2 separate regions of the Mus musculus genome follow, and region 2 is linked to region 1. A link is a loop called in an ENCODE intact Hi-C map of the cell type or tissue named here. Cell type or tissue: left cerebral cortex. All regions are shown on one strand. Links, peaks and the distances in the headings refer to the core of each region. The heading gives the core; the rest is flanking DNA. Region 1 has its middle 150 kb from the start of Gpd2. Region 2 has its middle 170 kb from the start of Galnt5.

Region 1 (16,670 bases), core at 2,831-10,830:
ATGGGAGGGGCACTGGAGAAATCAGGGAAAGACTCTGTAACATTGGATCTGTGACTGGAATGAAGAGGTAACACCACCAGCTATCCAAAAGAATCAGGCAAACCGAAAACCAGGTAGACAGTGCAGCAAGCCAGAATCCTGGAGCAAGGACAAGCTTGGTTATGTTTCATAAATGCAGAGAAGGAAGACCACAGGAAACTAAAGGAGACAATACATGGGAAAACACAGTACGTAGTCTTGGAAGCCCTTTGAAAGATCAGCATCAGGATTTAAAATAAAACAGCAAGTCTTGGAAGTTGTTGAGGGTGGGTATAGTTCAGATGAGAAGGTGGTAGATGGCATGTATCCTATCTCATGGGACTGATAGGACACATGGATTTAGAATATGTGAGGAAGGCAGTGGGATTTAAACAGCAGCTTGGCCTGAACCCTGAAGTAACAATCTGGCAAGGTGGAGTAACAATGGCAGGACTGTAAAGAAGTAACAATCCGGCAAGGTGGAGTAACAATGGCGGGATTGTAAAGAAGTAACAATCCGGCAAGGTGGAGTAACAATGGCGGGATTGTAAAGAAGTAACAATCTGGCAAGGTGGAGTAACAATGGCGGGATTGTAAAGATGGTTCCAGTCACGAAATTGGAGATTTAAAGGATACTGACATATTAGGGGAGAAAGAAAACTGTGTGGGGCAGGTTGTGTGTAAGCTTCCTTTAAAAGCCGTTTCACAAATGAACATTTGAGCTCAGCAGATAAAGTCGTGGTGACTTGATGGAGCTCAAAGCCATCACTGGGGTGGAAAAGCAGTTTAAAGCTTATGTTTGGAGATGGGGGTGGGCTAACTGTACATTTGGCTTTAAAAAGAAAATAGAAGAAATGGATCAGACAAACAGCATGAGGGCAGCAGGTGGCAGGGGAATTGAACCGAGGATCTCACACATACTAAATGGCATTCTTACCCTAGGTCAGAAAGGTGAAATTGTGGAGAACTTTGAAAATGGAAGTATTTCTAACATCACGCTGCTGGATCCCTAAGAAAGTGTTATTGAAAGGGTTATCTGCACATGCCACTTTAGTATCATTCGTGGCAACACGTTGCATATCTAGGCAGATAAAATTCTGAAGTATTTAAAATCTCGAAGGGCTGATGGTAAATTCACTGTTGGTAGAGACACCTGCTAACTGATAACACATTTTAAAAGGCCAAGAAGCTGCTGCAAATTCAAATTTAAATATGCAGGCCTTTTGGCAAGGTATTCTCACCTCCACTAATATTTGCACAAATGGTTATTTTAGAACTCATTAGGAATTGGTTGTAATACATATAACTAAAATACTGACTAAATAGTTTCTTACACAGAATAATATACAGCCATTAAAAATAAGTAACATCTATACTTACTAACATTTACATACATACATACATACATACATACATACATACATACATACATACATAATATGGGAATATTAGTATGTGGGCTATAGAAAATATAGTCTACTCTCATTTTGAATGATAAAATCAAAATTTTGGGGGAAGACCAAATTATGGGTTTTTTTATTAACATTCATGACTTCTCCATGTTGTTTGGATTCTTGCAATAATCATGAATTAGCTTTCTAATGTAAATGAACTATAAAATATGTTTCAAGATTCTCTAATGCAGGACCTTGTTTTAAGTATATAAAAGAAACTTAGGCTTTCAGTGTTAGGAAAGCATTTAGCAAAAGGCCATAGGATCCAATGTATTTTTAAAGACATTGTAGTTTTTTATAATTAAATTTATTTACTTATTCACTTTACATCCCATTATAAGCCTTTTCCCTTCTAAGAGGAATGGGGGAGGACTTACATGAGAGGGTACAGGAAAAGCCCCCCCTCTGGGTATCAACTTCCCCCTACACCCCCACCCCCACCCCACTCCATCCATTCCCTTCTCACTCAGCACATCAAATTGTTCATCCTCTCCCACTGAGGTCAGACAAGAATGTCCATTTAGGGATGCTGGATCCACAGGCAGGCAGGTAGGTAGCAGGCTCAGGGACAGTTCCTACTCCAATTGTTTGGAGGACCTGCCTGAAGACCAAGCTGTTCATCTGTTACATATTTGCAGGAGGCCTAGGTCCAGCCTGAGCTTGCTCTTTGGTTGGTGACTGAGTCTCTGGAAGCTCCCAAGGGTCCAGGTTACTTGATATTGTTGGTCTTCCTATAGAGTCCTTGTCCTCTTTGGGTCCGTCAATCTTTCTCCCAACTTTTCTGAAAGACTCCCTGAGTTCTACCTACTGTTTGGGTGTGAGTCTCTGCATCTTTTTCCATTGGCTGTTGGGTGGAACCTCTCAGAGGACAGATATGCTAGGTTCCTGTCTCCAACTATAATGGAGTATCAATAATGCTGTTGGGGAGTGGTTCTTACCCATGGGTTGAGTCTCAATTTGGAACAGCTTTATTGGCTGACCATTTCCTCAGACTCTGCTCTATTTTTGTCTCTGCACACATTGTAGGCAGGACACGATATTGTAGCTTTTGAAGAACAAGAAGTTGGAGTGAATCAAGAGAGATTTATTTGAGTCTAGGTTTGGAGTAAGGTCTAGGAGAGTTGTAGGTAAGCTGTCTGCTTCCCAGAATCCTTCTTTTTGTCTCCTTTCAACATCATTCCCTCAACACCTCATAGTAGTGCTTTTAGATGTGACATGACAAGAGACAACAATTTCTCTCAAATATTCAATCCCTATGAGATAATGGTTAACTGCCTCGCTCCCTTCCCTAATGTGTGTGGCAGTAGGGGAATTGTGGAGATGTGAAGATGTGATTGGGTGTGGCTATATATGCACTTGCACATATCTCAGATGAATGCACATGTGCATATACATATATGAGCCCATGTGTGCTATAGATTGACATCTGTCACTCTCCACTTTTGTTTTAAAATACAGGGTCTCACATTGAATCTAGGAATCATCAGGTCCCCAGGCTAGCAAGCTTGAGGGACCCTTGTGCCTATGCCTCCCCAGTGCTAAGCTTACAAGGAGATGCTGCTATGCCCAACTTTTAAAAACTAGGCTCAGGGTATCCAAACTCAGGTCCTTATGTTGTATGGCAACTGCTTTACTAACTAAGGCATCCCTCGGCCCCTAATTTTTAGAGATTATTTTATACAAGATTATATAGGTACATTAACAAAATGTTACCAACTCCAAGTGAATGCCTCACATAATGAAAATTATTTTCAAGAAAAAAATCATTAAAAAGTCAGTTCTCCCAAAGTTAATGTATACATTTAATGCAATTTTACTCAGAATCTCAAAAAAAAAAAAACCCAAAAAAATCCTTCTTTTCAATAAGATGCTTTTAGAAGAGTAGATCTGTAAGAATAATTAGAGATAATTCTAAATGATTTTTGGATAATCAACATTCTATAGAGTGATTATATTCAAGAGTATTTTCCTGACTTGGGAATGAATAATGCATTACTGGAATAAAAGGTGAAGAAATAAATCCCAGTATACTTCATTTGTATTTCATTTCAGTATGAAAAATGTGTTATACGCTAATAAATGGTACTATCACAACTGGCTTTTCACCTGTAAAAAAGTCAGTTGGATCCCTACCTCACCACATGCACAAAAATAAGCTCCAGATGGGCTGAACACTTAAATGAAGAGCGAAAAAAAATTAGCAAGTTTAAATAAAGTTAGTATATATGTATTAATTAAGGGTTGGAAAGTTTTACAACAAAATAAGAGATCTATGAACTATAAAAGATTGGTTTAGCGATCTAAAATTAAAGTGTACTACATTGCTGTAGTGGATGCCTCACACCTATGAATGGGTACATGTGTGTCACCAATTCGATTTCCTGAGTCTCTTAGGTAGTGTCAGCTGTCAAATTGATATACCTGGGATGATGGGGCCTCAAAATTGCCTCTACTGTATAGTCTATGGCCATATCTGTTGGGCACTTTTTTTGTTTTTTGTTTTTTTGTTTTTTTCAAGACAGGGTTTCTCTGTATATCCCTGGCTGTCCTGGAAGTCATTTTGTAGACCAGGCTGGCCTCGAACTCAGAAATCCTCCTGCCTCTGCTTCCCGAGTGCTGGGATTAAAGGCGTGCACCACCATGCCCGGCTTGTTGGTTGAGGTAAAAGGATCCAGCCCACTGTAGGCAGTATAATTCATAGGCAGACAGACCTGGGCTGTATAAAATAGGTAGCTGAAGATGAGCCTCAAGCAAGCCAGTATATAGTGAGACTACATAGTTTCTGCTTCAAGTTCCTTCCTAGAACTGTCCTCTAGGACAGTGGGTTATTTAATAATAATAATAAGTCAGCCACATAGTGGTTGCACACACCTAAGTCACTTAGGAGACAGAGACAGACATATCTCTGAGTTTGAGACCATCCTGCACTAAAGAGTGAGTTCCAGGAAAGCCAGGACTATGCAGAAAAACCCTGTCTCAAAAACAAAACAAAAACAAACTAAACTAAAAGGTCATAAAGTTGGCAGAGGGTGGAAAAATGGTAGGATTGATCTGAAAGGAATTAGTAAGAGGAATGCAGGATGAATGTAATCAAAATACACTTTCTCAGTCACCCTTCTGTTGCTGTGAGATACCATAGCCAAAGCAACTCTTATAAGAGAAAGCATTTAACTGGTGCTGACTTGCAGTTTTAGAGGCTTAATCCATTCTCATCATGGCAGCGAGCATGACAGCTGCCAAACATGGTGCTTGAGAAGTAGATGAGAATGCAGGATCCAGATCCAAAGGCAGTAGGAAGAGGAAGAGCCACTGGGCTGGGTGTTTTAGGGTTTCCATTGTTTTGAAGAGAGACCATGACCAAGGCAACTCTGGTAAGGGACAACATTTAATTGGGGCTGGCTTACAGGTTCAGAGGTTCAGTCCATTTTCCTCAAGGTGAGAAGCATGGTAGCATGTAAGCAGACATGGTGCTGGAAGAGCTGAATGTTCTGCTTCTTGGTCCAACTGCATCAGGGAGGAATAATTCTTCTCTACTGGGCAGAGCTTTTAAAGCCCACCCCCACAGTGACACACTTCCTCCAAGAAGGTCAAACCTTCTTACAGTACCACTCCCTATGGGTGAAGGATATTCAAACCATCACACATGGCTTGTTCTTTTGAAACCTTAAAGCTCACCCCTAGTGACACACTTTCTCCAGCAAGGCTGCACCTCACAATTCTTCTAATCCTTCTGAGATATTGTCACTCATTGATGCAATTATACGTGTGAGTCTGTGGGGACCATTCTTATTCAAACCACTACACACTGACATTCTCAAAAAATTAATAAAATATTATATAAAAAAGAATCTGAGAACAAACTGGAATAAGCATTTTTTTTATTGCAAACTATCATTAATAAAGTCAAAAGGCGCTGGGCAGTGGTGGCGCACGCCTTGAATCCCAGCACTTGGGAGGCAGAGGCAGGAGGATTTCTGAGTTCAAAAACATCCTGATCTACAGAGTGAGTTCCAGGACAGCCAGGACTACATAGAGAAACCCTGTCTTGAAAAACTAAGAAGAAAAAAAGCCAAAAGGCAACATTTGAATGTGTTAAGAAGGAAATCTGTCACAAATTCATCTTTTAAAGAACCAGAAAATCTCAATAAAAAATGGAGGACGGATAAACAATACCAGGTGTGGGGGTTCATACCTTAAACCCAGCACTTGAGACAAGCAAATGGATCTTGTGAATTCAGTCAGCTTCATCTACGAAATGAGTTCAAGGCTAGACATGACTATATTGTGAGAATCTGACTCAACACACACACACACATGGGAGGTGGGGGAGGCAATTCAAACTGAATTAAATCCAAATGGCCAATGATTATATAAAAACTGCTATAACAATCAAGCTAAAACGGCCAAATCAGCTTCTATTTGACTAATATTACAGAGTATATGACATTCCATTTGAGAAAAATTTTATAATGGGCAGCATTGTACATTTCACTAGATATGTAAGGATAGGATTAGCAAAAATATAAAGCATGTGTGCTTACAATAAGAAAAAGATGTATGATATATAAATTGCTAAAAAATATTCTATAGAAAATTATTTGTTGAAAATATTATTGTGTTTGTCTCCAGACAATGAGATTTTAGCAAAGTTTTAATTATTCTTATAGATTTTAATTTTAGAAAAATTTTGTAATGGTACATAAAGTAATAACATAAATGAATCACATATATATATTCCTTTGGTCTTTTTTTCCTACATTCATTTGTAATTCTCATTTGTTTTATTTTCATGGGCATGGTATTCAGGGAAGAGTGGGGGCTTAGAAATAACAAATAATGTCCAAAGGAGAAAGAGACATCACTGAATGAGATTCAGATAAAATGACATAATGCTCCACTCCCCAAGTTTCCATTTCATCTTTTCTCATTTGTATTTCAGAATATTTTAGCAACCTTTGACATTTAGTGAAACAAAAGCCTACAGTCACTTTGACTCTTCTCTCTCCACTTTTAGAGAATATTCTGGTAGTGGCAGCCTCTTTCTTCCCTTCTTATTACTGAGTTCAAGGCAACACAACAGAATCGACATGGTTGGGGGAGAGGGACGTGTCTTTACCATTTGCTTGAAGAGCCATCCTCCTTGAGTGTTAGGTTCGTAGCTCTCTAGTGTTTACCCGATAGTCAAGATCTGAATTGACACTATCTACCCAGCTTGCTTAGTTGCTTATAAAGAACAGCTGTAATTAGGCATGATGTGGGCTACAATATAAGCCTGTGTTACTAATAACAAGTGGGATGCCCAGCATCAAGAGACAAGAAGTGGCCTTTATTCCCATTTATGTTACCAGGAAAAAAGGCAGACATAGAGCCACTGTCATGTTACGTTTTTTAAGGCAATAAAAGTGTTTTGAATTCCTAGACATCCTACGAGTTTTAATTTTATAAAAATGTGCTGTCTATTTTCTTTCTTTTCCTTTGAATCTTTTAGCATCACACACTGAGCCTGGCTCTTTCCCTTCTCTAGAGGCCAGGGAGGCTTCCAGCATATGCTTATGCAAGAAACGGGGTGTTTGCCTCCTTTCCAACCTTGCCCCCGCAGTCTCCGCATTATGGGAAACTGGAAAACAGAAACACTACACAGAGCCTGCAAAACCTCCTGTGTGCAAACTCCAAAAGAGTGTGGTGTTCTGGTGGGGGGTTGTAAGCAAGCTCTTTCCTTAGGAAAGCTTTCCCAGGGCAAATCCCTGTCTCCATGGATACCTTTCACTATGCCCAGAATGTGACCCTGGGGTCTTTCTTCCAATTGCTGAGCAGAACAGAACTCGGTGCACAGAGCAGCCGAGATTGTACTTGGGAAAACTGCTGTGCAGGCACCTGCTGCTCTAGGATGCGACTCAAACTTCTCTCAGTTCAGTCCGCATTTCCTGAGCAATACTGCACTGAAGCTCTTGACTGGGAACAGCTAGATAATCCTTAACCAAGAAAACATGGTTTCCTATCAGGAGAGGGTACAATCACACCTGATTATGACCACAAGACAAGCGAAATCAAGGTTTGCTAGATTATAAGGAAGAGAAATTTAGTAGTTAGGAGAAAGACTTTGGACTAAGGGTTAACATTTGAGGAAGAATGTAAAATATACTAATGTATATAACGTATGTATATAGACAAGAGGAACTGCTTAAGCTGCAAGAACAATCAATGTGTAAAGACAAGCAGAAAGTGATAGTGTGACCCGGCCCTGATTCTTTGTCACTGTGGTAAAGGGCAATTTAGGGACCCTGGACTCAAAGACAGATAGCAGATTGCAAACTATCTTCTCATCTTGTCAAGAAGGTGCTGTAGGCTTCTGAGGATGTGAGAGACTGAAGTCATTAGTTTAAAAGAATGGCCTTTCTGAGGGAGACTACCATGAGTAGCCATTGGGATGTGTCAGTGTGCTTGAAAGTGTTCTAGAAATAGTTATAGGGATGGAAATGTCGGAAACCCAGATAAACCCTGGATTCAAATGAAGGGACAACCAGGGGAAGTATTTACAGGAAGAAAGGGTTTAGTACACCAACAGACTAACTATAGGGGTTGCAAAGGAGTGAATGCAGAGAGCAGATTTATTCCCTTAGCTGGACTGGCAGAGTTTGGAAAATATTGCAAAGATTTCCTCAGCTTATGACACAATACAGTTTATGCTGCATCTGTCTTGGGAATCTAGGAGAATGTTAGAAAGGGAATAATTTTGAGGATTCATTCAGATTTTATCCACTTTTATTTGATGCAGAAATATGTATAATTTAGGGTATTTATAAATAATGTATGTTCTGTGATGTTGTACCCCAAATGAAAAGGGAGTGTTCAGTTTGCAAAGCGGCACAGCTGTTAAGTGAGACGGCTCCAAGCACTGCTGCCTTCGGGACTGGTGAAGGGGCTGTGTTGAGCTTGAGAAAGAAGACACCATAAATCATCAGATTTCAAATACATACCTGGCTAGTAATATGGCTGTTGTCTGTTCCTCGTATTGTCAACTTGACACAAGTTAGGGTCATCAGGGAAGAGGGAACCTAGATTGAGAAAATGCCTTCATCAGATTGGCCTGTGAGGCATTTTCTTAATGATTGTAGAGGTTTGAAAAAATATGGCCCCCATAAGCCCACGTATTTGAATGCTTAGTCATCAGAGAGTGGTGCCAGTTGAGACAGATTAGAAGGATGAAGAGGTGTGACCTTGAGGAAGTGTGTCGAGGGTGGGCTTTGAGGTTTCAAAAGCCAACACCAGGCCTAGTGTTGAGCCCATGGATTAGGATGTTGCTCTCAGCCATCCATGCTGCCAAGATCCCCACTATGGACTAGACCTCTCAAACTGTCTGCAAGACTGCAATGAAATGTTATCTCTTGTAAGAGTTACCTTGATCCCGGTGTCTCTTCACATTGATAGGAACAGTGACAAAGACAGTCTTTGATGGAGGAGGATCCAGCTTACCGTGGGAAGGGCCACACCAGGGAGGGTTGTCCTGGGAGGGCATAAGACTGCAAACTGAAAGGGCCACCAATAGCAAGCCAGTAAGCAGTGTTCCTCCATGGTCTCTGCTTCAATTTCAGTCTCCAGGTTTCTGCCCTGACTTCATAATGGACTAAGATTGGGATATGTCAAATAAGCCATTTCTCCCCCTGAATTGCTTTTGGTCATAGTGTTTGTTACATCAGAAAGCAAACTAAGAACAATGATAGTGGAATAACCAGAACTTTGGCGACTGAAATCCTTCCTACAACAGCACTGTGTTGACAAGCCAAGTAACGAGACCAGGCAAAAATACACTTTGTCCCTTGAGTCCTCTATCTTTCTGGTCATGAAGGCATCAAGGTGAACATTTATACAATTTAGAATACTGACCCTAGCTGGGTAGTAGAGATGAATGTCTTTAATCCCAGCACTGGAAACGCAGGGACAGGAAGATCTCTGAGTTTGAGGCCAGGCTGGTCTTCAAACTGAGTGCCAGGACATCCAATGCTGGACAAGGAAATTCGGTCTAGAAAAAAATACTACTACTACTACTAGTAGTAGTAGTAGTCATCATCGTCATTATCATCATCACAATAAATAATAATAATAATAATAATAATAATACTGGCCCTAGATACTCCTAAGAGATGGTAAAATTGGGTCATAGCCATCATATTTCTTCCTTAACCAAGCATGCTCTTTTGAAAGAGGTTTATGTTGTTTGGTATTAAGGTCACTGTAATAAAACCATATACTACATATCGTGCCTGTGATGGGGTCTCGATCCCCGAGTCTCTCCTCTCTACCTCTCCTCGCTTTTGAAAGAAAAAGACCACAGCACACCTGGCTATGCCACGGGACACATTTATGATCGATGACACTCAATCTCATTGCACCTCATGTTCTTCACATCTAAACAGGGGTAGTGACAGGGGTAAATATTAAATGAGCTAATAAATGCAAGTCCTTACAATAGTACTGATGTGACTGAGGCCATGTAGAGCAACTAACTTAATTCTAAACTTTCTTCCTTGACTAGTTGCTTCCAGCAGGACTTTGTGGAGTAGAAAAAATTGAATAAATATTAGCAATACTTATTAGAGAAGAAGAGGAGGAGGAAGTGGATGATACCATCCTGCTTCCTTCCCCGATACATTACTTAGGATTGGACACGGAGCTAATACTTGCTAATCAACTCTACCACTGCTCCTGGCATAGTGCTCTGTTTGTTAGTTTATTTAGGACTTGTTTTTTTTAAAGATATATTTTAATTATGTGTGTCACTCTGTATGTACACATGAGAGCCCACATCTATAGAGGCCGGAAGAGAGTGTGGGATCCCTAAGTTGACTGGATCAGGCAGCTGTGCAGTGACTCGTATGGTCCACTCCCAGAGCACTATGCACTAGGAAGTACTGAGCAATTTCTATAGCTCCTACTTCCACTTGGCATATTTTATTCAAATTCTTGGTGTGCAGCTTCTGTGCCCATGGGCCTTGGAGCTGCCCACCTTGAAGACAGAAACACATCACATGAAGAAGCCATGGTAGAGCAGTCCATGCCTTGGCCTGATTGAGTTTCCCTCTACTTCTTTTCATTTCATTTTGTAACAGTATACTTATTCCAAATGTTGATAGAAAGGAATCTTCTTGAAAACACATTAGAGGATATGAGATTTTGCTTTATGTAAGAGGAAAAACAGTATCCTTCCCTGTTTAAAAAGAATTATCTTTGCAGGCTAAAATAAAAATTGTGAAACAAGAGAAAATCAGGCCAGCTGTGTTGACATACCACAATGCAGTAGGAAAGCCTTTGAGTATGAATTTCACAGTTTTTTTTGTCTTACAGTTCCAGAAATCTATGTATCAGAAAAGTACTAGAAGTAAATTTTTGTAAGCTGTCTCACTGCAATTGGTCGAACACATTCTATGCAGTTTTATGACAGGAAAACCACTATACTTCAGTCCCTTTGAAGAGCCTTGGGCAGCCTGAGCAAGGGCCTGTGATCAAGACAGAGGCTCAAAGCTCAGGGTCTAGCTCTGGCTTGAGTTCTACTTGATTAGTGTCCCTGAGCAAGTCTTTGACCTCCCACCCCCTCCCTCCCCAAGGGGTACTGAGAATTTCAGTGCTCGGCCCTCACAGGTGAGGTGAGTGCATTATAAAATAAACTAGTAGTGTCTTGCCACGTAACTCTGTAGTAAATGAGGAGTTAATCAAGTGAGCTGAAAAACAAAATCAAAACAAGAAAGGGCCCACAGAACAGAAATTCTATAGAATGTAAGACTAGTGGAAATTCTAAGAATAGCTTATTTTAAAACAAAATTCCCCTCCTGCCCCTCTCCTCTCCTCTCCTCTCCTCTCCTCTCCTCTCCTCTCCCTCTCCCTCTCCCTCTCCCTCTCCTTCTCCCTCCCCCCCTCTCTCACAGACACACACACAGTTGCTTACAATTCTTTCTCATTTATCTTTATTTTAAAATATTTTGTGTATTTGGTCTCAAAATAGGAAACCCCCACCCTCCCCAACCCCAAAGAAAATCATCAACCTTAAAAAAAAAAATGTTTGAAATAATTAGGTTACAAATTCTGGAGTCCTTTAATGTGGCTGGGCTTTGTGTCTATCTGCACAGTCCATGGATGGCCCTATTAAATGTACCCGGCACCAATGTTGCCGGCTGTCAAGAAGCAAAATGAAAAATAGTTTTAATAGCTGCTCTTTGACCTGTTTTATATTTTATGTCAATTATAACAGCACACAACCATGCATAATTATGAAGCATAGATGCATTAAAATGTACACATAATTTGTGTTCTTATGGCAACCACTGCATTAGGCTCTAGAAAACAAACCTATTGTTATAAGTCATTTGCACATTAATATATTAGTATTAAATATCGAAGACAGATTTGTCTGTCCATCTGTTTTGAGTCATTTTAAGTAAATATATCTTTTTGGAGGGGTGGACAAAATCTCTCCATGAATGCACGGTAGGTGCCATCTGTACCATATATTATAATACAGAGCTCTGCACCATTGTGCATAGCAACTCAAGCAAAGACGGTGCCATGTGATTGTCATTTGAATGTCATTTTTAAAAAATGATCTGGTACATGGACAGAAGGAGGAATTTTTTTTTTCCTGGCACTGCCATGAAAATTCCTTCATTTGTCTATCCTGTGGTTTTTGGATTTCTTTCTTAAAAGCTTATAGTTTCCACTTATAAAGGAAAATAATTACCGGGATACTGAACAATAACATCAAAAATCTCCTTGTTTTCTATACAGGAAGAACTGACTTGTGATATCAGATTGTCATGATATCGGATTGTCATAATAGTAACCCCCAAGGAACAAGTGGCAAAACCAGAAAATGACCTGTCTCGGCTGCTCACGAAGAAACCAATACACTGTTCAACTAGATGACCCAGCAGGGCTATCAAGTAGTAGGTAATTACAGTTTTTACGTTTTAGCGATCTTACCATTTTGTGAGGAAAGGATGAGAGGCCAATGCCAAGTAAGAAACAGCTTGCAATCCTTGATGGGCAAGCGGTACGAAAGAAGCAAGCTACTCAGGAACTGTCAATTCCGTCACTTTCCTTACTTCTGAGCATCTGACTTCAGCCCTTGCAAAGGTTGGCCAGAATATGAAGAAATCAAGAAACTTGTGGGAGGGATGAGGATACAGGCAGCAGTTGGCTCTTGTCCTAAAACTTGGTCTTGAACTCAATGTGATCCTCTAGCTTCAACTCCCAGGGGCTCATACCTGACTTGGAATATATATATATTTTTTTTTATTTACACAATTTTTTTATTAGATATTTTCTTCATTTACAATTAACACTTCTTTCTGAAGCCTCATCTGAGGTGTTTTAGTTTTTTTTGGTTTTGTTATTTTCATTGAATTCAAGACATTAAATGTGGACACTAACCATCTTTCTACAGTTTCCATGTGACCGGACATTGAGTTCAGAGACATTTTGCAGGGTGATTTGAATTCTAGTTGTAGCTCACCCACTCATATACTTAAAGGTCTTATTCCCATAAAAAAGAATTGCTCACATGTTTAAAGTTTTTATATTGTCCATTTCTGAGCAGTTTCTCTGGGATCAGCAGAAAAAAAAAAACTTTCTCTAAATGTAGTATTTCCATCTTTAAATAATCACCATATAAAATTCAAGTACTTGGAAGAAAACTGGAAACATCTGATTTTGGTAAACTTTAATGACAAAACAAAAAGCTTGTGACATATAGCCAGGTGTGATCACTCGTGAGCTTCGGGATATCCTGGGCTGCATAGTCATGTGCTAGCTCCACAGTGATCAAAGGCAATACTGCCAATACCATTGTGCACCAACATACCCCAGGCAAAGAGGTACAACTTCCTGAAAAGAAAGATACAAATGATAAAAAACAGAAACAATGGGTGGGTTGGTGAAGCCATGAATCCGAACTACTGAGTAAGAAAGAATATAGTTAATCTGAAGCCCGAGGTCCAAAGAGCTGGAGAAATTCAGATAACAGGTGTGCAGGTAACTAAAACCCATGCTTTGTTCAACACCGAGAGCAGAGTAAGTCCACTAGGAATTGGCCCACTAGAAGTGTTTAAGGGACCAGATTTTGAGTTCCAGAGGCACTGAGAGAGGACTGGGTATAAAAGGTGAAGTGCATCACACAGCTACACCAGACAAACAGACATACTCCCCTGAGACAGGACAAAGGTACATTTAATTTTAAATCGCATGCTTTTGAATATTAATTTTTTGGGTGATCAACAGTGTATGGAAAATGGGCCAATGGGATTGCCCAAAACATCCAGGTGCTCGAAGCCAATCTTGCCAACCTGAGTTTGACTCCAGAACCCACATGGTAGAAGAGAAATGATTCCCACAATCTGTCCTCAGACCTCCTCAGGTGAGCTGCACATGCTTGGACACAAACAAGTAAGTATAGTAGTTTATGGAAAAATTACAAACAGTTCAATCCCTGTGGAATAAATTATTGGATACTATACTGTCTTCAGGGTGTAAAAAAACCTGCAATCTATCCTAGTATATTAACTTCACTTAGACACTCCTCAAACTCATTTTCACACTCCAATTTTGTCATGTATTTAACCTGCAGAGACAGGAAGATTGCGGTTTCCTCACACTGTCTACTGAGGTGGGAGTTTTAAGCTTTTAGAAACTATCTCTAGTGACTCCTTTGGACCATTTCAGTCCTTTCAGGATTGGTCCTGCCTTCCATTGTGCCAGGAGATATCATGTGCCAATTTAACAAAACAAGTCTCTAGCTTCCAAAGCTGCTCCATTTTCTACACTTAATTATCCAATCTAACTAAAATTAACTCTTCAAAATAACATTCTTTCACATGGTGGCTATAATGCTAGTTACAAAGAAACTTCTATACATTTCGGTGGGTATTTCAGACCAAACTGTTTAAACTGATACGACATCTTTGCCATTATATTTAAGAATCTTTTTTTTCCCTTTAATTTGTTTTCTTAACATAAGTTGTTTTTCTTTGCCAAGTATTTTATTCGTCTATCACCATTTCTACCTTTGGTCACCAAGAAACAGGACAAAGCAACTTCAGCTTAAATACAAAATCCTCATTACAAGTTCTTGTCCAAATGCTACATTCAAAATCTATAATTCTCTTTGAATTCTAAAGATCTTTGGTGAGATTTTTTTTATTATTATTTCAAAAATTTAGTAAGGCCAGAAACAGTGGTTCACCCCTCTATACCCAGCACTAAGGAGGCAGAGGAAGGAGGATCTCTGTGAGTTCAAGGCCAGCCTGGTCTACATGCATTCAAACACATATAATACATGCGCGCGCGCGCGCACACACACACACACACACACACAGAGAGAGAGAGAGAGAGAGAGAGAGAGAGATCTTACCAATTGAACTTACCCATTCAGTGATGGCTTATTCATTTATCTTTCCAGTGTTAAACTTCACGTTGAGACTAGAAGCCCAGGTGGACAGGCCCAGCCTTTAAGCACGCAGCATATAATAGCAGTTCTTAGTACTTTGAGCAGGAGGTAGAGAAGGATACAGTGTATATCCCAATTTCAATAAATACTACTTACCAAACAATAGCAAATAAGGTTTGGGAGAAAGATGATATACCCTTATACATATTCTTTACACATTTTGTGAACTAGCAGGAATTTATTTTTTAATTTGACAAAAGAGAATTTTTTTTTTTTTTACTTATTTTACATGCATGAGTGTTTTACCTGCATGCCCACGTCCGTGCCTGATTCCCATAGAGATCAGAAGGGGTCAGAACCCCAGGAACTGGAGTTCCTTACTGACGGTTGTAAGCCACCATATGGATACTGAAAATAGAACCCAGGTTGTCTGAACCATCTCTCTAGCCCAACAAAAGAAAAAATTTTTATAAGATTACATTTAATTTTGTCCCAAGTGATTTTGACCTCCATTACAAAATCAATGTATGCATTTTCACTGATACCTTTTCAATTTTTATTTGCATTCATGTTTTGCTTACACATATGTATGAGAGCCACATGCACGCAGTATCCTTAAAAGCACCTTGAATCTGGACCATGTGGGTGCTGGGAACCAAATCTGAGTTTTCTTCAAGAGCAGCCAGTGCTCTTAACCTCAAAGGCAACCTCCGGGCCTGATATGTGTATTTTACATGTGTAATTGCCTATGTGTCTTAGAAATTCATTAACAAAACTTGGAGGTCTATGCATATATTTCAGCTAAATGAAGTATTTTCAATCGCTTTATTTACATCTTAGAGAACAAAAGCTTAAAGCCACTACTGGTCTAAGGAGCCCTACCTGGTTCCTAAGTGAGAACATTCTAGAAACTGTAGCTCTAGTTTTCTAAGACAGCACATGCAAAAAGAACTGCTGACCAAAAGCAGGGTGTCAAAAGAAGGGTGTGAGCTTTGGACCAGCGCTCTAGCTTGAAAAAAAAGACAAACAGTAGTCTTGAATAAAATTGAGAAATAGCTCCCTGGCTAGGTGCTCTTGTAGTGTTAAAGAGACAGAAATTTCCAGGGCTGATTCAAGAATAAATGGATCCTGGTTTACCTGGTTGATGGAAAAAAAAGCCTGACTCTGCTATCAGATCTCTGTATTTCCGAAACAGTGACAGGCAAGGATAATAGTGCAGGCTTGTCTTAGAAACATACTAAAAGTCTGCCTACTAGCTGGTCCTACCTGATGAGTCAAGAAAAGGCTAGTATTTCTTACAGGAAAAAAAAAAATTCAAAAGACTTTGATAATACTTTGCATTCTCATGGCATTTGAACCTAAAAGGGGCAGGTGACAATTCATCACCGGGTCCCAACCTGCCAACCAATCAAAGAGAAAAGCAGGAGCCATTGAAAGGTCAGCCCAGGTTGGGCCAGTCACTGGTACACACCACTGGCATTTGAGAGCTGTGGTCATGGGCTGCAGGAAGATTTCTCCTTTAACTTGGCGGCCAGCCTGCAAGCTACTGCGGGAGTCCATTTCCCCCTAATCCACACTGCTCAATTGTCAGGAAAGCTTGTAAACAGGAGTCTCCATCAGTTACCTCAGAGTGGTTTGAACAAACTAACATCATAACAAGAGTGTTTATGGAGAAATACTTGAGCACTGAAGCGGAAAGGGCTCAGCGCTGATCAGACCCCTCTTCCACCTTTATTCTTCACCGTTCACATTGAAATGCAAATATC
Region 2 (16,670 bases), core at 3,953-11,952, 440 kb before region 1:
CCTATTAGCATGGCACAAATAGAAACTTTCTGTTAAAGCTCAAGAATATAAATGGAAGTAAATGGCAGCATTATTGCATGAATAAATGAGTTAGTCAATCAATCACTGACAAGGCACACTCTGTAATCAAAAGATTTTTCATGTTAAGATTAATTTCATGTAATACCATTCTAAATATTACATAAGCCACTTTGACATTGAATTATACTTCATAAGACAGAAAGAGCACTTTCAGAGGCCAGAGAGTGGTAGATAGGGACAATTCTGTTAGACTTCCTGGTCTGCGTGGCCACAGGCACAGGTCTGAGGATACTTTGGAAGTCATTGTCTAAAACTGTAACAACTAGCAATAGGTGTTATTTAAATAATCATACTAGTGAACAGCATTGGTAAAGTCAAGATTATCAGGAAGACAAAAAAACTCCTTTAAACTACTATACTTAGGATTTTACATATGAAACTTATACCAAATAACCACAGAGTAGTAAACATATAAACAATATATAAATGTACGTTCTCAACATATAAACAACAATAACACATGTTGACTATGTATGCACTGTTTGTAGCATCCAATATTTGAATGGGAAGCCAATAATAACAAGTACTACATCAACAGAAATATAACCACAGAAGGCCATTTAAAGTCAGTTTATCCCATGTGGGTGTCCTCTGTCAGGTTACCCAAGACAGACAGCCTCATCTACCAAAGAGCAGAGTATTCTTCTCCCTGGAGTAAAGCAAAGAAGGTTAACTGATAAAATGATCCAGGTTGCTTTAAATTCACAGTGGTGTTTGTCCTAAGAATTAATATAAAGGATGAGAACCCCCCCCCCAAAAAAAAACAGTTTTTGGATTCTGTCACTAAATTCCTGAAAAATAATTGGCACAGGGCCATTCTAGTTCCCTACAATCTAGTCGAGCTACAACTCTCCTCATATGGGATAACTATCACAGAACGCACTAAGAATTCTCCCATACAAACAATTTTCTGATGGCATCTTGATTCATCTGTTATCTTCTATATTGCATAGATTTTTCCACAACTGAAAAGTTGGAAGAAGGATAAGTACTTCAAGATTCATAATGTTTCAATAGAGAAATTTAATTTAATATTTCAATCAGAGTAGATTTACTCCTTAGGAGACTCTTGACAAATACAGTCGCAGTTTATTGCCAAATGTGGAGTATAGACTTAGAATGCTAGGGCAGGGAGGTGGGAGTGGATGGGTGGGTGGGAGAGCACCCTCATAGAAGCAGGGGTGGGGTGGGGGTGGGGTGGGCTAGGTGGTTTCCTGAGGAGAAACTAGGAAAGGGGATAACATTTGAAATGTAAATAAATAAAATATCCAATAAAAAGAAGACTTTTGTTATGAAAAAAAAAAAGCTATGAATTTACAGAAAGACAATGTCTCTTTACAGAACCTAATGATTTTCAAAATGTAAGAAATTCTAAATATGGAAAATATAGAGAAGTCTTTGCTTGGCCTGCATTCCCCACCTATGTTCAGAATAGTGGGCACCTAAGTGTTATGACACATTCTTAGGACAGTCACGTGAAATGAAAACCTGCACCTTAAGTGAGCAAGAGAACCTATCCCTCTGTTCTCAGCACCCAGCACAGACAATTGTTTTAGAAACAGAGAACCTAGTAACTGGCACTGCCTGTCCAGTCCAGCCAGGATGCTGAGGATAGTGTGGCCTGACCTGCTTGAGACTTTCATCTGCTTTCTAATCAGATATACCCAATCTTCAGAATAGAAGATTCTCTCTACCTTCTGCCTCATCTTATAAACTTGTCATAAATTCAGAGGCTATGGGGACTGAAAGGGTTTATTAGAGCACTTATTTATTTTATTAAGCATTTATTAGAGCAGAGGTGTTTTATATATATAATTGGTGAGCAAATTTTAGGTATGCAGGAAGAACCAGCACCTACGTGTCATGTGAAGAAGGAATAAAGTCTACATTCAGACTCCACGTTCTCAGTCAGTGCTGTTTGCTTTCTCAGAACTGCATCCCGGAGTCCACCCTGGATGGAATTGTCCTTAAGCTCTTCTTGCCAAGAAGCAAAGACTCCCGCATTGCTGCGTTATGGAGTTTTATATAGCATAATACATGGGGCACTATTTGGCCATAGTATATTCAAGTTTTAAAGTGAGCAGAACCTTTTTTTTTTAATTTTTCTTCCCCTAACCATGGTGATTGTCTTAGTTTGGGTTTTACTGCTGAGAAGAGAAATCATGACTATAGAAACTGTCATAAGAAAAAAAAAACATTTAATTGGAGCACACTTAAAAATTCACATGTTCAGTCCATTGGCATCATGGCAGGAAACAAGGTAGCATGCAGGCAGACATGGTGCTAGAAAGGACCTGAAAGATCTACATCAGGCAGCAGAAAGAGAACATGAGCCGTTGGGTCTGGCTTGAACTTCTGAAACCTCAAGGCCCACCCCCAGTGAGAAGTTTCCTCCAAGACCACACCTATCCCGACAAGGCCACACCTTCTAATAGTGCTCCTCCCTATAAATGGGACCATTTTCATTAAGACCACTACAGTTATCAATACTGGAAAAAATACACTGGCAGTCGGTCCTAAGCAGTTAAACAGGTGTTCAGGCCACAAGCCTGGAAATCCAAGTTCACCTGCTAGCGTTTGCATTTTTAATATTCAAATAACTAGATGCACTCCCCTGGAGGAGAAAATGACTCTGGCATTTAGATCCAGGTCTAGAATGTGTCCTAAAGACACTTTCTCATTATAGGAAGATAAGGAGGCGAGGGTTAGAAGCACATTTGTCTTGGTGTGACAAAATTAAGGAGCGAAGCTTTCTTACTATTTTGACAATATGACCAATATGCTCGCTCTTCCCTTTAAAAATAAATAGCCTGTGACATGTAGAACCTCAGTCCTCAGCTTCGAGGCTAGAAATATCATTCAGCAGCAAAGACTGGGTAGTGACTGCCATTCCTGTCAAGAGCCAGCCTGTTGCACACATCAGTCTAAATGCTTGCCACTTGTCTCATAAGCCCCATGCTTCACCTGCAGAAGAGTTCTCACTGCCCTGTACACTGTGATCACAATACCACACAAACAATTCCTTCTGTCTGCAACATCCTTTTCAAACACCCTCCCCTTGACCTTTATATCCATCATTTCCTAACTCATTTAAAAGCCCTGAAAGTAGTTGTTCAAACTCTCGAGTTGGTGTTAATAGTGGGGATTTTTCATCACCTCTAAGGGTGTTTGTCCTGAATTGTTCTGGGTCTCTACTTGTTTGAACATCTGAACATCTCAGGTGGATTCATTAGCAGTTGTTTTCAAGCTGTCCTAAGACAATCATCATTAGAATAAAATATGTCTCTAAGGGATGATGCAGAAGCCACACACATTTACATCAAAACAAAGTGCACTATAACCTCTGTGACACTCTATGTTCACTAACTATCTCCAGTGTGTGTGCTTTATAATGTTCCATCCCATTCCTCTTCTTTAAGAAAAAAATCTAACTGATTCAATCAATTTTTTATATCAATGGAAACATTTCTGTTCCTAGTGTGCAAAATATCTCTTCTAGGTGCTGCAGAGACCCAGAGAACCTGGGTTTTATTTCAACATCCATATGGCCACTAACTTGAGTTTCAATGAATCTAATGCTCTCTTTCCATCACAGAATAAAAATAAACAAATCTTGAAACAACCCTCTCCTGTCTGGCAAGCAACCCACTCCCACCATTTTCCATCCCCAATGCCTAGCTCATGGAAAGTATTCAATAAGTTTTACTTAAAACTGATAACCACTAACAGGTGATACTTTTGAGAGTTCTATCTATCTATCTATCTATCTATCTATCTATCTATCTATCTAGGCATGGGACAGTGCAATGTCTTCCTTGTCTATATTGGCCTAACTTTCAAAAATCTCTATTTTTGTCTGTTTAGAAAGATAAAGATCAAGAATGTTTTCAACAAGTTCACTTTTTTAATTTTACATTTTTAACTTAAATAGAATTATATGACTCCCTCCCTTCTTTTCTGCTCCAGTCATACCCCCCATGCTCCTCTACTCTTAAATTAACAGCATCATTTTCTTTTTCTTAAATGTACCTGTGCATACATTTATAAACACAACCTGTTGGATCTGCTTTTGTTGTGGAGAATTTATGGTTTCAGAGCTGCCCATCTTTTATTTATAATTACTAATATTAAAAAGAGAAAGGCAGTGAGCAGCCAAGTTCAACTCTATCCATAGCTAATCATCACTCTCTATCAGGAAAGATGGTGAGTGTTAGTATTTTGAGTCGTTAATATTTTTTATCATTAACTTATCTTAAGCCTAACGGTGGTTTTAGTACAAGCAATATATCTTTACAATGCAAACAGTTGCCTGTCAGAGCAGCACACTGGTTCTTTACTCTATCTTTGTTTTCACAGGTACTTTCTTGTTTCTAGTTTTTGACTTTCAGTAGTTTGACAGACTATAAATTTAATATTATAAATTTTGTGGTCACAGTCTAGACCCTAGGTTCTTAACAGATATTAATAATAACACTAGAAACATTTTTCTTGGTCCAATGGCAACCTTGTCATCAGATTGTAACCGAGAGTAAATAGAACATTCAATTCAGCCCACGTGCTCATTATGAACCCCAAAGAGAATAAATCAGCCCTTTGCCTCATGATCATGGCTGAGCAGAAAGGAAATGCTGGCAGGAAATCCGTTATAACTAACAGATTCACCTGTCAATTTTTTGTTTTCAGGATCATCTCCATAGAGCTACAGCTAGGTAATAATGGAAGGCTAGGATACCTCATTCCTCTTATTTACTCTAATTTAAAAAGTAAATTTCCTTAATATCACTTGTGGTTGCACATAGATACAGAGATATTTCCCAATAGCACTCCACTTGTTAGAGAAAGGAAGCAAGGAAATGGGTAGGGAATTGTGTCAAAGTAACGAGAGTTACCTACAAGGCTTAGAGAAGTGCTAGTATTAATTTTACAATCTGAAATACCACCCTCCACGCCATCATCCACACCATTGTCTTGAGTGTTGGAAAGAGGGAAATGGAACACCCAGCCATACAAAAATAACAAACAAACACACAAATAAATGTGTGACTCAATAACACAAAGAGCTTTAGAAAGAGGCTTTAAGAGAATTTAAAGGCATCTAAAAGGCCTTGAAGATTTCTAAAAGGCCTCCTGGATTTCTGAGGTTTCAGCCACATAACCATAAACCACTATTACAGAACAGACCAAGGTGAGAAATCTGCAGAAACCTTCACCAGCATCAGAGGTGCATGCTTAGCCCTTTCCCTAGAGATATGGATTCTATATATCTGGAGAGACATCAGGAATTTGAAGCAAGTCCTAAGAAGCTCTGGTTCATCCTTTACTACTAGCCCGTAAGCGGTTTTCTAAGTACATCCTTAGGTAACTGCATCAGAATCATCTGACACTCAAATTCCTGTATTCCAATCCAGATGTGTGGGCTCAGTCTCCAGGCAAACTTTTGGTGTACAGTGAAGCCTGTGAGCTATCAGAAATGTGGCTAGATATCCCTTTCTGGCATTAACACTCAGCTGAGCAGCTACAGTTTTCCATAGAGAACTGCTGTAATCCATGGAGACCCCCTCAATGTTTCCTGTTTTTCTTCTGTAATCTGAGAACATACATGTCACTAGCCATAAGCCAAGTACTATAAAAGATGGGTTGTCCTGCAATTGCAAGCTTTCTCTAGACTCTCTGGAGAAGGATTGTGATGGGAAAATCTTAGCACTAAGATCTGTGTGCTGTGTTGGGCTTATCCAAAATAAAAAAGCTGGGGTAAAAGATCCAGAAAAGGTCAATGGCCTTTGTGTGCCGTGTGTGTGTGTGTGTGTATGTGTGTATGTGTATGTGTGTGTGTGTGTGTGTGTGTGTGTGTATGTGTGCATGCGTGCATGTTTCTCATTTGACTTCCTGTGCCTACTGTAAATCTAGAAGCTGACAATATGATCATTCCAGAAGCAAGGGCCACAAAGGGAAAGGAGACTGAATACAAACCGATATATATTAATGACAATATGAGAAACTCCAAGACATATATTCATATGAAGGTCAAAGTCACCATTTTTGACAACCTCTAGTTGTTATGGAAATTTTTGAATCATGCTTTTACATTCACACACTCACATAGATTAAATTATCTCAACTATTTTAATGGCATAGGCTTATTTGACAAATTTAGAAATTCAATGTAAAACGAAGTTTGTCCAATGACGATGGTTCCAGAAGTAATCCCTCAGTGGCAGAGCCATTCTGTGACTAACTACAGACTTTTAATCTAGATTGCTTGAGTTTTCATTATAACTCCAGCACTTACTAGCTGTGTGACACTGAGAGTGGTACCTTATCTGTCTAGAGTTTCTGCAAAATGGTGGTAGTGGTGGCGGCGGTGCTGCTGCTGCAGCCATTGATGATTAGGAGGAAGAGGAAGAGGAAAAGGAGGAGCAAGAGTGTGATGAAAAGGGAGAGGAGGACAGAGAGGAGCACAGAGGCAGATTTCTGCCTTAAAAGTATCTTAGGAAGAGTAAGTGACTCGGTATTTACCTAGAAACCAGTACTCAGCCTTTACAGGTGCTAGAGACATGTCTATTAAATAATTAAAAGTATGTTGACATGAGTCTTTGTTTCTATTGCTAGATATCATCAAATTTTTTACAAAGACCTCACAATTAAACTTCCTTAGCAGCTTGTGTAAATCAAATTACCTAAAGTTAGTTAAAACCAAATACCTTGCCATAGAAATCCTCAATTCCTATAACAACTAATGTAACTTAAAAAAAAATCCCAATTTTGTTTGCATGCAGAGTTCTGGACTTATTTTCTAGATTATTTTATGAATAAAGTGAGAAGTCAGAAATCTAAGAAGGCGCAAGACAGCAAGCAGAGAACAAAATCGTGTTTTACACATCTCTCTCCATTTCCCTATGAGTCATTTGGGTCTGAATATTTCCCTACAAGTTTTAATATGGTTGTACTCATATTCAAGTAGTTGGAAAGTAGAATTATAACCCTTTTGGTTTTGTAGGCTTCATGTTGTCAACTTTAGTCTCTGCATGGAGTTGTTTAACTAATTTAGGACTCCAGTGTAAGACTGACAATGTCACTGTCAGTCTTTGCTGACAACAGCCAATGGTAGCAGTCCTCAGAGAAGCCATGCTGACTGAGGCTCAGGCTTCATTAGGCGTTATCTCCTAGGCCTGTATCCACCCCCACCCTTCACCCCTCACCCCTCAAGAAGCAGAGATGCAGCCCCTTGAAAACTCATCTGGGAGAAGAACCTCTGGTCTTTACTCGAAGAAGGACGGCATCCTTCCACGGGCCGGGCATTAGTCATATGCTCAGCCCCTTCTTTATAGTGGGTGGACAGCTTTGTTTGCATCTCTCCGAACTTCAAAAAGACCTTTGTATGCAGAACTGCAACAGAGAGGCCGTGGACTGTGGGAGCATTTATTTATGTTACTACAGCATAATAGAAGTCACTTTGGTTCCTGAGTGTGTTCCCGTGACTCATGGGTATTTTTTTCCGATGTGTTTGACCTCTGATCTTTCCATATTCTCCCATCTCCGTTAACTTAGCTTCAAAACCACGGCTGCATCTGTTGACCAGGAAAGGAAGAATGAAAGTCACTGTTTCCATCTCGTCTTCAAAGGAGGTAAAAATAGTTCTCCATGGCCTTCATATAACCACATATTGATGGATTTTTTTGAAATGAAAGTTGTCGTTTCTTTTTTTTTTGAAAAATATTTTGACAGGACAGAAAATTGAAAAGTTAGAGGCATCACCAAGATAGGCTGAACTGTCTGTTGAGTGGTAACGCTGAGCATTGTCAGAGGCACAACATACAAATCATAATAAATGCCCGATGAACTTTAAACACGCTTAATCATTTTAAGAAACAAATGTAATTATCAGGATATAAAGTATTAAATGTCCAAGTCAACAAAAATCTGTAGTGTTAACAAAAGAGGACATTGATTTATGAAAGTTCCTCAGGTTCTAGACCTCCAGAGGGCGCTGTTGCATTTACACAGAAATATAGTTACATAGTATCATCCTGAAATTTAAAAAAAAAAAAAAGAGGATTTTTGAGCATGTATAATTTGTTTCTAACACGAAGTAAAGAAGAAATCAATAGCCATGACAATAATATGACCTCTAAACTATTAACTGGGGCTTATCTCATTTAACAAACCTTTATTATAACCTGAAGATCAGCTACCTAATGGAAGAATGGCAAAGACAGGAACTCCGCAGTTACTATTCACAGTAAATTTCATTTGAATTTTGCATTAGTCATAACCGTTAAATTGATTGTAGGTTCAAATATATAGAGGTTTTAAATCCTTTAAAATCATTTTTTGAACATCAGAGCATGAAATCCAGTTTTAAAGAAAAAAAAACAGATTTTGAAAACACAAGTAAGATTTCTGCACAAGTAAAATGACTTTTGTGTCTAGTATTACATACATATTCTTTTAGTCTAGGTGTTATTACCTCTGAAAATATACTGAGCCAGAGGCCATGGTGAGCAGATAGTACACTGGTTCTTTCATACTTTCAAAGCTGGGTAATGTCACTGGGAGAGATGCTGAAAGATCTTCAGAACATGTGACACTCCTGGAGGCTCACACCCTGAGCGTGTGTGTGTGTGTGTCGATAGTGGTTTGAAATAATATGACTTTTAAGAGAAGAAACGATTAAAATTGACTCACATTATTTTTTTTATGAAATCACCAACAGATTTGTTTTATTTGGGCTTTGACAGCTACTACGAATTTTTGTCACAGTTCCAGAATTGTTTGAATCATAATGGTATTTTTAGGATCATTAGTTGCTATTAGAGTTTCATACGGAAATGCCCCAGGAATACGATAAAGAAGGGGAAAAAATGGTGTTGCTTCATGATGTTAATTATCTTATGTGTAACTTCTCTAACTTGATTTCATCCAGTGTTATTTTATGGAAAGTGTGAATGATTTGTCTCTGAGTCCATAAAAGTAGACTAACAGAAACACTCAACTCTTGGTAGCATTAATAAATCACGCTATGTAACAAAGGCTGTAAAACAGAAATGAACTGAATCTAAAAAGTGTCTCCAGATTTGTAGCATTTCTTGTTTTGACGTGGGGGGCGGGGGTTGGGTGAGTGGGGAGGAAGCAAGGACCTAGGTGAGAAATGTGCAGAATAATTGATGAGCCATACTTCAACTGAAATGGTTTAAGTTCCATGTCAGGAAGTTAGGCAACATGTTCACTCAAATGTGAGAATCCCGCTAGAGAACTTGTAGACTGTGTGTACCTCACAGCACAGGGACATATGCCTTCACATCTCCTTCACATCTCTCTTAGAAGCACAAGTTAGCATAGAAGCCATATCCCTCCCTTTTCTTGGAGGAAAGAGGGTGTTAATATCCTCTGTAACTGTAGGAAAGCAAAATAACTGGGCCAGAAATGAAGCTGAAGCCCTGGGGGTAGCGAGGTGGCACTTACCTGTGTTTGTGGTGTGGGACAGTGTGGGTCCAGACAGACCTATCAAGTCTTCAGTTTGAACTGTTCTGGGTGGGAGAGCTCCAGTTAACACAGGTAAACACCATTTTTCTTCAGGACTTAGTGACATAAAATGTTCCTACTCACACCTATATGTCATTCAGTAAATGGACTAACTACCATAATCTGCTAGGTCATGGTAGTTCTAGCAGACATTTGAGCACCTTAAGTTCCCATGGATAACTAGGAGAGAGGTTTCTGATGCAGGAGAGAGGCCGTGACTAAGCACTTCCATCAGCTGTAGGCCATCAGCTGTAGGCCATTTTTTTTAATAAGATGGTTTTAAAAATAAGATGTTTTTTAAAAATATAAGATTTTTTTTTTAAATAAGATGTGTCTGGTAGTGGTGGCACACGCCTTTAATCCCAGCACTTGGGAGGCAAAGGCAGGCAGATTTCTGAGTTCGATGCCAGCCTGGTCTACAAAGTGAGTTCCAGGACAGCCAGGACTACACAGAGAAACCCTGTCTTAAACAAACAAATAAACAAACAAACAAAAAACAACAAAAAAGATGCAAAAGTCGTTTCTTTTTGGCATTAAGAGTACCTAGTTGTGAATACCTCCAGGTAAGTTAGAAATTGTCAGTAAGGCACAATACTTTGTGGTTTAAGACTAAAAATAATAGCCAAGTGTAAGATAGCTATCTTTTAAAGGAGTATTCATAACTTCAAAAAATCTACCTAGGCCTCAATCTCTACACTTCATAGACAGGATGATGGGTGGACACATACTTCATCAATTTTAAATACAGTCACTCATTTGAAAGTCCTTTGTAAGTATAAAGGATATGTCTATGCTGATAGAGTTCGTGTTCCTACCTCAGAAAAGATACTTAGTCTCTCAGCATCATATTATTATTTTACCAAAAGGTTAGCACTGTGAAATTGAGTGGTTTGTCTCCATGTGTATACCGAGGTTTCAGGATAAACCTCAGATCTCCCCCTTAGGCTGACTGATGAGGCATAGGACTTCTCACCTCTGCTCTGCAGAAGCACCTTGAGTGGGCTGCCAAAAGGTGCAGAAGATGCGCCATATATGGAAAGAGAGTCTGGGTGTATAGTCTACCGGGCACTCTGAATGCCAGTGATTGTGTGCTCGATAATGTCTCAGGTGAGACCTTTGTCCAAACCTCAAAATCAGTACCTAGTACGTCACTTTGAATTATTCTGTGGATCCATCGGAAATATAACAGAGGCAGACAGAGTACAGAGAATTGTGGGGGATTTCTTTTGGTCATTTTTAAAGCTACATAATTCTGAAATCAATTAAGTTACCTCCATCTGGGAAGAGAATCATCTCAAAAAATAAGGCTTCCATTGACACTAGGAACTCATGTGTTTAGAATATTTGTTGGGTTGGACAGAATACAATAAATCGCCATGACCCTCTACAGAGACAGGAATGAATATTAGCATAATCACTCTAAGCCCCAAAGGCTACACATTTTAAGAGGATGTTCTGTTATGAAGTAGAGATGGAGCTGTGAGAGGACGCTGTTTGACCATGAACTGGAAAGTAAAAGATCAAGTTGCCTTGGCATTCTAGAATGGACACAAAATGGTGTCTTCTATGAGTCTGACTCCAGTTCATTTGCTAACTTGAGCCTAGAACCATACTAAACACCCTTAAACTCTCCATACAGCTCTTAAAGGTTTGGAGGCTTTAATCCAAGCATGGCCATTCTACAGAAATTCTCTGTGACTCTAAAGAAATAGCAAATTTATGGTGACATTGAGTAATTAAAGAGTTAAGAAAAAAATCATCTAAAACACTAAGTATGCTAGGTGAGGTCTTACATATTTAAAATCCCAGCATTTAAGAACCCAAGGCAGGAGAGTTGGCATGAATTTGAGGCTAGTCTGAACCATACAGCAAGGCTGTCTCAGAAATAAAATAAAATAAAATAAAATAAAATAAAATAAAATAAAGCAAAAGAGATTATGTATTTTTATGTTTGTCACACAATAAAATTTTTATTACTATAGACTAGCTAAAACTTTTGTAATTCTCATATGCATATTTTAAAAAAAAAAAGCAATGTTCAAGTTTTGTTTTTGTTTTTGCCCATACTTAGTTGATGTCCCAACTGCATATTCTGTGGCATCAGCCAAAGAATTTTATATATAACTCATGGCACAACTTTAAATATTTAAGGCACTATGCTATTAAGCTAGTAATATAATGGATTGATTTTCTATTTTAGCACAACAATCTCCCTTTTTGGCTACTTTTATTGAGAGAAATCCATACTAAACAATGATTTAAAATGTTCACAAAAATTGCTACCTGATAATGTCCCCATCTTTCCTGTTATATCCAGGGTCTATAAATCTGAACCTACATCTCTATATTCATAGATTTATGCAATTGGTAAAAATCTCAAAATCCTATTTTAAATCCCATCCATTTGTGAGGATTAACCCATTTGGTAATTCAGAGAGGTGTAGGTATAGTAATTTCACTTTACCCAAGACTGTATCTGCAGGGATATTCATTGCGTCTCAGCAGCCTTCAGCAGTCAGCATACATCATTCACATTCAGGTCAGCAAGTGAAGACTTCCTGACTCTGGGTGTTCTCTTAGAAAGAACCCTTTTTTATTTTCTGGTTGAATTTTTTTCAAACAATTAAGCGTAGTCCTAATGAGATAAATAGAACAGAATTGTATCTTTCCATATAGAAGAAACAATTAGCTGGCTAAACCTTCTTTTTTATGATGCATAGTATTTGAAATGTCCCACTCTGCATGAGAATAGGTGAGAGACAGCTATCCAATAGAACTAGCAAGGGCAGAAGGCAAGGCAGCCCACTTGCTGCCTGCTGTTCATCAGCACTCTCTGAATTTTGTTCTGAAGCGACTAGCACAATGAGTTATTTAAGCTTTTCTTTACTTTTCCAGGAACCATATCAAAAATTATTTCTCAACCAAATTATCCCCAGAGTCAATCACCGACTAAGTCAATGCAGGTTTTAAATATAAGGGCATGAATCTAACACCATTTGTACAAAATTAAACCAGTTCCATGGTCAACTCCATTGTTACACCAGTTTTGCACAGTTGTTCATCATTCAACATAGAGTGGAAGTTTTCAGAAGTGATCAATGAGATTCAGAGAGTTAGACCTAGTGTGTTTTCTTCCACATGGGCTCGGCATACTCTCCCAGCATGCTTACAGGATTTACGTTTGAGGCAGATATTTATCTTTTTTCATGGGTTCTCAATTATTCAGCTTCCTACTTGATAGGTCTCAGCTCAGAACCTGGAATAAAACAATGTTTCTTCTAATCTAAATTGAAATGACTATGCAGCTTCTGTCTATCTGTTTGTTAAATACCTATTCACTATTACTTAATACATTAAATGCATTAAGTTTTCTCTTCTCTAAGTTCACAGCAATTGACTGGACTGTATATTACTGTAAAATGGTAAAGTGGCCATTCTCAAGAGATCCTTGGAGTCAAATAAGCATATGAGTATCTTTGTACAACTGTCATTACGTTAAAGCTCTAGATATTGAACTCGACGGTGTTTCTAAGTCATCATGGAATGTGGTGTTAAAATACTTGGGATTCGAGAGTTTCAAGTCAATATCACCATCCAAACAAGTATTAACTCAGTGAGAAGTTTACTTGAACATTCCCCAGGATTATTCTTCTAGCACCACGCAGAGGAAGAAACTAAGACTCAGATACAAAACTTTCTCATGATCGTCAACAGGAAAGTGACAGGAAGAGTAGAATTGCATGTAGATCTCCATGTTGCTTTGCCTGCTACTGTACTTTGCCTCTCACATAGTCTATATGGACTGGGTGATGTCAAGTATGATTTCAAATTATTGCCTATTTGAAATCATATTTGACATCACCCAGTTCAATTTACAGGAAAGTTTACAGGAAAGGACAAACATGAGGGACATGATTAACCCAGGACAGCATAGTGATGTAAGCCAGAATGTGGATCCCAGTTTTCTCAGGTTTAAACTCTTTGCACTTGCCCTACTGCTCAATGTGACCATGCTTGTGACATTACTGAAATGTTCTTCTTCATGCCTTCTCTAATCCTTGATGATGAATTGTTAGAACTGCTAGGTGTTGTCAGAAACAATCATACAATGCTATAGGAAAATCCAAGCTCTCTCACCTTTCCCCAGTCACCCCCACTGCTCTCCCTGTGTTTTCTGCAGCTCAAGTTCTTTTCCAATGGCTTTTCCCCATCAGCATTGGGGGCTTTGGTCTTCTAAACTCACTCTCCGTTATTATCTTTCTCACGGTCCTTTTCCTTCATCATTTTTGTTCCTATTCATACATTTCCTCCTTCCTGATTTACTACACTGACTCTCATGACTTTGATAAACTCATTTTCATATATGTGGAAAAACACCGCTAATGCCCACTTACTTACTCTGATTTCCAAATATGAACCAATTTCCTCTCCCAGAACATTTTTCCTTTGATGTCTCTCTCCACTTCTTTGAACCACCATCGCTTTGGGAACTGAGGATCTACAGACACACATGACCATTGAAATCCCTTTCTGCATTTTGACAGAAGTTAAAATATAGACAGTTCATAGTAAGTACATAAACCTAAAGTTTTGAGTTGATTTCACAATCATTTCATTGTATTTATCAGTGAGTTTATATGAGTTTTGTATGATTTTTTTCCTCAGTTATAAAAAATAAGCAAAAGTTTCCTGCCCAGATCGGAAGTATGTTCCAAGATTATCACCTCGTGTGCAACTACATGATGTTATTTCTAAAGTTAACAAAAATATGCCAATCCACTTGTATCTATTGCCAACTCTGTAATTTGACTATCAAAATTATCATTTTATATGCATGGACAGGCTAGCTTTGTGCCTATCTCAAACTGGGAACTCATGTGTAAGATTAAAAGGTCAGTTTGAAACATGTAGCAGTTTGACATTAAATGGATAAGGAGGAATTAAACTCTTAGTCAATTTGACTGTCATAATTCCTGGGTAAGTATGCTAGAAAATATATTTCAGAGTATCTTCCAGTGAATTACATTATTCTTTGTAGGAGATAGCATCAACGACTGAATCTAGTTTCTGCTCCTATTTAATATTTTTCTTCTCTCTCTCTCTTTTCTTCTGTTCAATGATGCACAGATGTAACTTTGTGATTGGAAAATTAACCACACTGTTGAAAACCTTGCTTTTTTTATGGATTCTCTCATGCACTTCCACACAGTTTCTTTACCCCTGTAGGAAAGAAAGTTTATAAATTAGGTAGCACTACCTATAAAACTGTGTTTTGCTTTTTCATTTCAGGAATTATGTTAGGTCCTATAACACAAATAGACACAGCTTCTGCTCTCAACCATCAGAATCTAACAAATATGCACTCACCTTGTATTGTTGTATTTGTACAAGTATTATTACAACTATTCCTCATTTTTAATGATTATTATACCTAGTTCCAGAAAAGGGCATTTATAACATTTTTATGATAGCACATATTACTCAAAAAGAGAAATAATCTTCTCTGATATAAGTGCGTTTTCTTTATAATGATGTAGAAACATTTGCCAATTTCGCCTTGAACTTTCTACCCCCTTGTAATCAGGAACTAATTAATTAATTAGCAAATATTTGTGAAGTACATTGAAGATGAGCAACAGCATAGAATGCTACATATTTTAAAGTCATGTTTTGCTTCATCGTCTGCAGAAGCTCTCATCTTAAGGTTTAGAAAGAACAATTTAACATTCTGTTTCATCTCAATAAAAAAGCTAGACACATATCGGAGGTAGGGGTGAACAGAAGTGGAAGTTTAATGGGAGAGTATTATCATGACCAAAGGAGAGTAGCCCTTCACACGGTCTTTATGTTACCATCATTAGAAGACAGAATGGGCATGTGCGTTTTTGCATAATTGCTGAAATCTGAATACAAACTTGTAGACACTTGTAGCACAATCCTATAATTTCTTACTTATGAAACCAATAAAATAATTAAGTTAGGGTGTCCCAAAACATAAATATATTTTATAGTGTTCTCAAGACGTTCAAGGCCAAAACATCATGGTATGATTTTCAAACCTGTTCTGTCTCAATTTGTGAGACAATTATCAACTACTTCCTTTACCAAGGTGTTCAAGGCCCAACACAGTGCCAGTGCCTGGAAGAGGGACACATTAACAACAGTGACCTATACCAATCAACATAAAAAAAAAAAACCTTAACATGTATATCTTAGATTAATTTTCTAATCTACTGGAAAGGGGAAAGTATTGGCTCAGAACTTCCCAGGACCAAGTCCTCAGCATAAAGGTGATTTATTTGCGCCAGAGAGACTAATGGCAAGGAATGAGAGGTACAGACAGGAGATAAAGATGGTAGAGAAGGGGATTGCAACAAGGGAGAAGAGGGTGAAGTGTTTGTCCTGGTGGGGAGGGGGACACAAAGGAATGACTCTGGATAGAGAGGAGACAGACATGGCCCATAAGTAAGTGGTGGTTTATAAAAGTAAGAGGATGAGACGTTTAACTTTAATTGGGCACATTCATCAGGTGAGCCAAAGGGGGCTTTTGACTGCTGGAATTTAATACTTTGATAGCTGGACCTTGATTAGCCAGCTTCAGGAGCAGGGATTGGCTAAATAAGAGAATAAACCTTGGAAGCTTAGCTTTAGAAATGTAATCTAATGGTTTTTAGCAAGGCAGAGGAAATGGGAGAAAAGAGCAAGGCCTGCCAGAGCCATGTTTGCCATGCTGGAGTTGGCCAGAGTCCTTTCAATATAGAAAACCAAACCTTAACATGCATGCCCTAGGTAAGTGTTTTGTTTCAAAGGTTATATTTTAACTGTTACTTGCTTCTCTTACTTTTACAGCCAACAAGATACCTGTGGCAGAAGATGGAACCAGTGGCCCAGCATAGAGAATTACTCATGCACCGTTTTCACTCAGCTATTCTTTTGTGTTCAGGTGACTTTGGATGTAGTTTCTGCTGTGGATATGGGAGGAGGTGGTGAGATACACTGAAGTCATCAGGGTGAAGGGCTTGCAGAGTGCTACATGCCCTTCCTTTCCTTGGTGCATAAAGGATGGC

What was found. Peaks named below come from ENCODE experiments on the same cell type or tissue, not always from the same donor. Only the 100,000 strongest peaks of a DNase experiment are listed, where the experiment ranks them.
Region 2: a loop joins it to region 1, with 2.9 times the contacts of the local background. A loop is called at or near these places in 2 of 42 quality-filtered maps.

What each region holds. Positions count from the first base shown.
Region 1 is chr2:57,378,553-57,395,222 of GRCm38, reverse strand. No RefSeq gene overlaps it. Among named protein-coding and RNA genes, the nearest start is that of Gpd2, 150 kb to the right of the region's middle. In left cerebral cortex, for the core only: no CTCF peak of the experiment used is centred there; a DNase peak (open chromatin) is centred at 7,076.
Region 2 is chr2:57,824,161-57,840,830 of GRCm38, reverse strand. No RefSeq gene overlaps it. Among named protein-coding and RNA genes, the nearest start is that of Galnt5, 170 kb to the left of the region's middle. In left cerebral cortex, for the core only: a CTCF peak has its summit at 8,054 (motif pointing right); a DNase peak (open chromatin) is centred at 8,059.